2 separate regions of the Homo sapiens genome follow, and region 2 is linked to region 1. A link is an interaction called in ENCODE POLR2A ChIA-PET data of the cell type or tissue named here. Cell type or tissue: PC-9. All regions are shown on one strand. Each heading gives the region's core, and the rest is flanking DNA. Links, peaks and the distances in the headings are about the cores only.

Region 1 (2,907 bases), core at 193-2,692:
GGATAGCTGGATCATATGGAAGGTGCAAGTTTAATATTTTAATAAACTTTTAATTTAGAATAATTTGCTTTACAGAAAAGTTTCGAATATAGAACAGAGAGATCCATTTACCCCCACGCAGCTTCCTTTGTTAACCTTTTACATTCCTTTCATACATTTGTCAAAGCTAAGAAACTGACATTGGTACAATGCGATTAAGCTCCAGACTTTATTTGGCTCTCACCAGTTTTTCCGTGAATGTCTTCTTTCGGTTCCAGGATCCAGCCCAGACCACCACATTGCCCCGTTTCCCTATGCCCCCGGCCCAGTGCCCTCGGCTGCCTTAGTCTCTTCCTCTGTTTATGCTTAAAGCAGGGCAGGCCTTCCAACAACGCCGGCTGGAAAAAACCTCTTGGGCTAGGAAAAAACCTCTGGGCCGACACCGCCTCCAGTATGCTGGGTTCCAATGCTGCCTCCAGCTGTGTTGATTCCCTGATTATCTGTGTTCCCAGGTCATTCCCCAGCCCAGCCTAGCTGCTCCCGAGAAGACAGTGAAGGTGTGACCCCACATTTCCAGAGCAGCTCTGCTGTGCTCCATGCGAGGAAAGCCGGGGTTGCTGTGGCTTCTAGCGCGGAGAGCGGTCTCTGGCCTGGGCAGGTGACGGGTGTGCTAGGGCCCGTGGCCCGCGGGTGTGCAGGTGCTGCCTGGTGGCGCGGGCTTGGGGACGTGGCTTGGCACGTGGTGGGAGGTGGAACCTGGAGGGCGTGGCCGAGCGCCTGGCTGGAAGGAAAATGGGGGGCACAGCCTGGCGTTGGGGGGTGGAGGGTGTCTGTGGCAGGGGGCGTGGCCTGGCGCGTGGAGGGAGGCGTGGTCACCTGTTGAGGGTTGGGGGCGGGCTGATGGGAGGCGTGGGTTCAGCTTGGTGCGTGACAGTTGTGGGGGCATGGCGCGGCCTAGCGCGTGGCCCTCGGGGGCTGAGGGCGTGACCTTGCACGTGGCCGTTGGTGGGGCGTGACGGGGGCGTGGCCTGGCGTGTGGCCATGGGTGCTGGGCGTGGCCTGGCACGTGGCCTGGCACGTGGCCGTTGGCGCTGCGTGACGGGGGCGTGGCCTGGTGCGTGGCAATTGGCAGGACGTGATAGGGCGTGGCCTGGCGCGTGGCCATGGGGGGCTGGGCGTGGCCTGGCACATGGCCGCTGGCGGCGCGTGACGGGGGCGTGGCCTGGCGGTCTAGGGCTGGGGGCGCGCAGACTCCGCTGCGGCGGCGTGGCTGTGGGTCCCGGATTAGCGGCGGCATGGGACGGTTGAGTTGGCAGGTGGCGGCCGCGGCGGCTGTGGGCCTGGCTCTGACTCTGGAGGCGCTGCCTTGGGTGCTGCGCTGGCTGCGGTCCAGGCGGCGGCGGCCGCGGCGCGAGGCGCTGTTCTTCCCGTCTCAGGTGACCTGTACCGAGGCCCTGCTGCGGGCTCCGGGCGCGGAGCTGGCCGAGCTCCCCGAGGGCTGCCCGTGCGGCCTGCCCCACGGCGAGAGCGCGCTAAGCCGCCTGCTGCGTGCCCTGCTGGCCGCCCGCGCCAGCCTGGATCTCTGCCTGTTCGCCTTCTCCAGCCCGCAGCTGGGCCGCGCCGTGCAGTTGCTGCACCAGCGTGGGGTGCGAGTGCGGGTCGTCACCGACTGCGACTACATGGCCCTCAACGGCTCGCAAATCGGTCTGCTGCGCAAGGCAGGTAGGCCCGGCGGGGTCCAAGCGGAGAAGGCCGGCTTGGCCCACGCGGGGTCCTAGGCGCAAAGGTGGACACTTAGGGGAGGGGGTCTGGGGACGGGCTGAGGCCTCATTTACTTTCCTCGTGGCCTTGTGGGGTCGGGGTGGTGTAACGCGGAGAAAGCAGAGCCCCCACAGAAGGTCTAGCCGGCTGCGTGGGCATAAGCGAGCCGGACCCTCGGTGCCTCCGCGGTGGGGGCGGTTCTCTCAGTGAACTGTCCCGGCATGCTGGAAGCAGGTGGGCCTGCGTGTGCCGGGTTAGAGGCGGAGCAGATTCCCCTAGCAACTCCTCGGGCGCCGCCGGCGGAGTTTTCGTGACTGCTGCAGCCCGGGCCCGCCCTCCTACGCTGCCGGAGATCCCCGGACGGCCTCTGGTAACCTGGATCCTGGTGGCAGGGGAGCTGGACGCCAGGGTTGTGCTTGGACTTCCAGACTGAAGGGCTCTGGGGAGAGGCGGCCACCTGCTGCCCAGTGAATCTCAGGCCACTGGGCTCTGGGAGACCTGAACATGTTCTAGAAAGCAGCGCCAGGACATTCGGTTGTTTTCCCAGCTGCAAAAGGAGGGGAACACATATTTCTGGCGGGGGCGCCTCTCTCATGGGGTGGGGACAGAAGGGACCAGGAAATGTGAATAATTGGGATCCTTGTCCCACCTGAGGATTCTCAGTCCATCCTGGCCCAGTTCGGCGGCCCAGCCTGCTGTTGCCTTTTGTGTATCTGCACTCACAGACTCTTGGGCCTGTCTCTGTCTCCATCACTCAGGCACCCAGAAAGTCACGCCTGCACGTGCAACGGTTGGATCTGATAATACTGGTGGTCGCAGTGACCGAGAGATGTGTGGAGCCCTGGGAATTGTCCAGGCTGGGCAGTGGTCACCGCCGCGCTGTTCCTTCTGCACAGCCATAGCCTCTTGTTGACTTGGGCCTCAGAGCAGCCTCTCCAGAGTCAGCCAGGGTCCCTCCCTGCTCTGGGTGGTGTGGGGCATGTTGCACGCCATGTGGGAGCAGAGTGGGGCACGTGGTTTTCATATTGAGGATGTCTCCTTCTCTTTGGGGCAGCCACAAGAGCTGTCCTCCCATGTGTTGGTCATTTTAACGGGAGGTTTGGGGACCTCCAGGCATGCACAGTACAGTTCTGTTTGAGTTGCTTTTACAGTCGTAGAAGCTGAGGT
Region 2 (2,907 bases), core at 206-2,705, 300 kb after region 1:
CTTCATGCAGACACCAAAGCCCTTCAGGGAAGAGGTGCAAGTGCTCGAATGTCACCTCCCTGACTACTGTATATATACTGCACCATTCACCCAACATTCCCAATCCTCCTTCCCTGCTTTATTTCTCTCCACAGTAATATCCCCTTCAAATATGGTACATATGTTACCTTCTATTTCAGTTAACTGCCAGACCCAATGACAATGTAAGTTCCATGAGAGCAGGGACTGTTGCCTGTTTCATTCACTGTGGAAACCCCAGCACCTACAATATTAACTGGAGCTGAACAGGTCCCTGAACACAAGTTCATTATTGGATTAATATATGGAAGGAGGCTGAAAGAAACCAGAGATGACACAAATAAGTGGAAAAATATTCCATGATCATGAATCGGAAGCATCAATATCATTAAAGTGGCCATATTGCCCAAAGCACTTTACAGATTCAATGCTATTCCCATCAAACTACTCTTCACAGATTTAGAAAAAACTATTTTGAAATTCATATGGAACTAAAAAGGACCCTGAATAGCCAAAGCAGTCCTAAGCAAGAACAAAAAAGCTGGAGGCATCATACTACTGGAATTCAAACTATACTATAACTCTACAGAAACCACAACAGCATGTTGCTAGTATAAAACCCAGACACATAGATCTTTGGAATAGAATAGAGAACTGAGATAAAGCTGCATACCTACAGTTATCTGATCTTCAACAAAAACAAGCAATGGGGAAAGGACTTCCTATTCAGAAATTGATACTGAGATAACTGGTTAGCCATATGCACAAGAATGAAACTAGACACCTACCTTTCACCACATAAAAAAACTAACTGAAGATGGATTAAAGATTTAAACGTAAGACCTTTGGGAGGCCGAAGCGAGCAGATCACGAGGTCAGGAGATTGAAACCATCCTGGCTAACATAGTGAAACCCCGTCTCTACTAAAAACAAAAAAAATTAGCCAGGCATGGTGGCGGGCGCCTGTAGTCCCAGCTACTCAGGAGGCTGAGGCAAGAGAATGGCGTGAACCCAGGAGCCGGAGCTTGCAGTGAGCTGAGATCGCGCCACTGCACTCCAGCTTGGGGGACAGAGTGAGACTCCATCTCAAAAAAAATAAAAAATAAAAAATAAAAATGCAAGACCTCAAACTATTAAAATTATAGAAGAAAACCTAGGAAATACCCTTCTCGACATTGGCCTTGGCAAAGAATTTTTGGTTAAGTCCCCAAAAGCAATTGCAATAACAACCAAAAGAGGTGGAATCTAATTAAACTAAAGAGCTTCTGCACAGCAAAGAAAACTATCAACAGAGTAAATAGACAACTTACAGAATGGGAGAAATATTCACAAACGATGTATCTAATATCCAGAATCTATAGCAAAAACTTAAATCAACAAGCAAAAAACAAATAACCCCATTAAAAAATGGGCAAAGGACATGAATAGACATTTTTCAAAAGAAGACATACAAGTGGCCAACAAACGTATGAAAAAATGCTGATCATCACTCATCACCAGAGAAATGCACATCAAAACCACAATCAGATGCCTTCTCACATTAGTCAGAATGGCTACTAAAAAGTCAAACAAATAACAGATGCTGATGAGACTGTAGAGAAAAGGGAGCACTTATACACTGTTGGTGGAAATGTAAATTAGTTTAGCCAGTGTAGAAAGCAGTTTGGAGATTTCCCAAAGATCTTCAAACAGAGCTACCATTTGACCCAGCAATCTCATTGGATATGTACCCAAAAGAAAACAAATAATTGTACCAAAAAGACATGTGCACTCCATATGTTCATTCCAATACTAGTCACAATAGCAAAGACATGGAATGAACCTAAATACCCATCAATGATAGACTGGATAAAGAAAATACGGTACATATACATGATGAAATACTACACAGCCATAAAAAAAGAAGGAAACCATGTCCTTGGCAGCAAGACAGATGCAGCTGGAGACCATTATCTTAAGCAAACTAAGGCAGGAACAAAAAACCCAATACTGTATGTTCTCACTTATAAATGGGAGCTAAACATAGAGACACAGAGACACAAGACGGGAACAACAGACACTGGGGACTCTGAAAGGGGTGAGGCAGGGTCGGGGACAAGGCCTGAAACGCTAACCATCGTATACTATGCTCACTACTTGAGTGATGGGATCAACTGTACCCCAAACCTCAGCATCACACAATATCGCAGTCTAACAAACCTGCACATGTACCCCCTCAATCTAAAAATACATACATATGTACACACACACGGAGAGCGACAGGGATTGAACATAACCTATCATGCTGTACTTTGGTGAGGTAAAAAGAAAGTCATTTTAAGTAAAATGCACATGGCTACTGGTTTTCAAAAAGACTATGAACCATCTGACTTTCACCACTTTTTTTTGGCTTCCTAACTCAGAGAGAACGAGCCTAAGAGGCATCATAAACAAACAGGTCTAGACACCATATTTTGTGAAGAGTAAATAAACCAGACACATATTTATATTTCTAATTTTACAGAGATTTAACAATGAATAAAAATTACTCCAGGCAAAATGAGTTTTGGGTTTCATCAAATGTAAAATATTTTGAAAGCTAATCCAAAATATTCACACACACACACACACACACACACACACACACACACACAATCACGCCAGCAGGAAATACTATTCTTATGATCAAGATTGGAAACATCTTATTTTCTATCTCTTCCCCGCAATCTCATTATGACTAGGTTACATCATAAAAGGGCACTAATGAACACGTGAATTGCCTTTGCATATCCACTCTGGCAGCTGCCTCGGTCCATTTCTGTCAGGTGGGGGACAGCACAGGTGGCATCAGTGGGGTCATTCTTGAATGAATGCTCTTTTTAACTGTTTTCTTCAATTTCCTGTTACCAT

Evidence for each region. Peaks named below come from ENCODE experiments on the same cell type or tissue, not always from the same donor. Only the 100,000 strongest peaks of a DNase experiment are listed, where the experiment ranks them.
Region 2: POLR2A ChIA-PET joins it to region 1 with 12 read pairs; 2 of 35 experiments call an interaction of 5 or more read pairs at or near these places.

Annotation. Positions count from the first base shown.
Region 1 is chr17:17,204,654-17,207,560 of GRCh38, reverse strand. It overlaps PLD6 (phospholipase D family member 6), which reads left to right and starts at 1,228. Exons shown (of 2, transcript NM_178836.4): 1 at 1,228-1,701. The coding sequence starts at 1,275. RefSeq lists silencers at 920-969, 1,010-1,259, 1,380-1,429, 1,450-1,569 and enhancers at 195-1,034, 2,090-2,209. In PC-9, for the core only: no CTCF peak of the experiment used is centred there; DNase peaks (open chromatin) are centred at 1,310 and 2,050; H3K4me3 peaks cover 1,978 bases; H3K27ac peaks cover 1,557 bases.
Region 2 is chr17:16,904,668-16,907,574 of GRCh38, reverse strand. No RefSeq gene overlaps it. Among named protein-coding and RNA genes, the nearest start is that of TNFRSF13B, 66 kb to the left of the region's middle. In PC-9, for the core only: no CTCF peak of the experiment used is centred there; DNase peaks (open chromatin) are centred at 724 and 1,554; H3K27ac peaks cover 1,970 bases.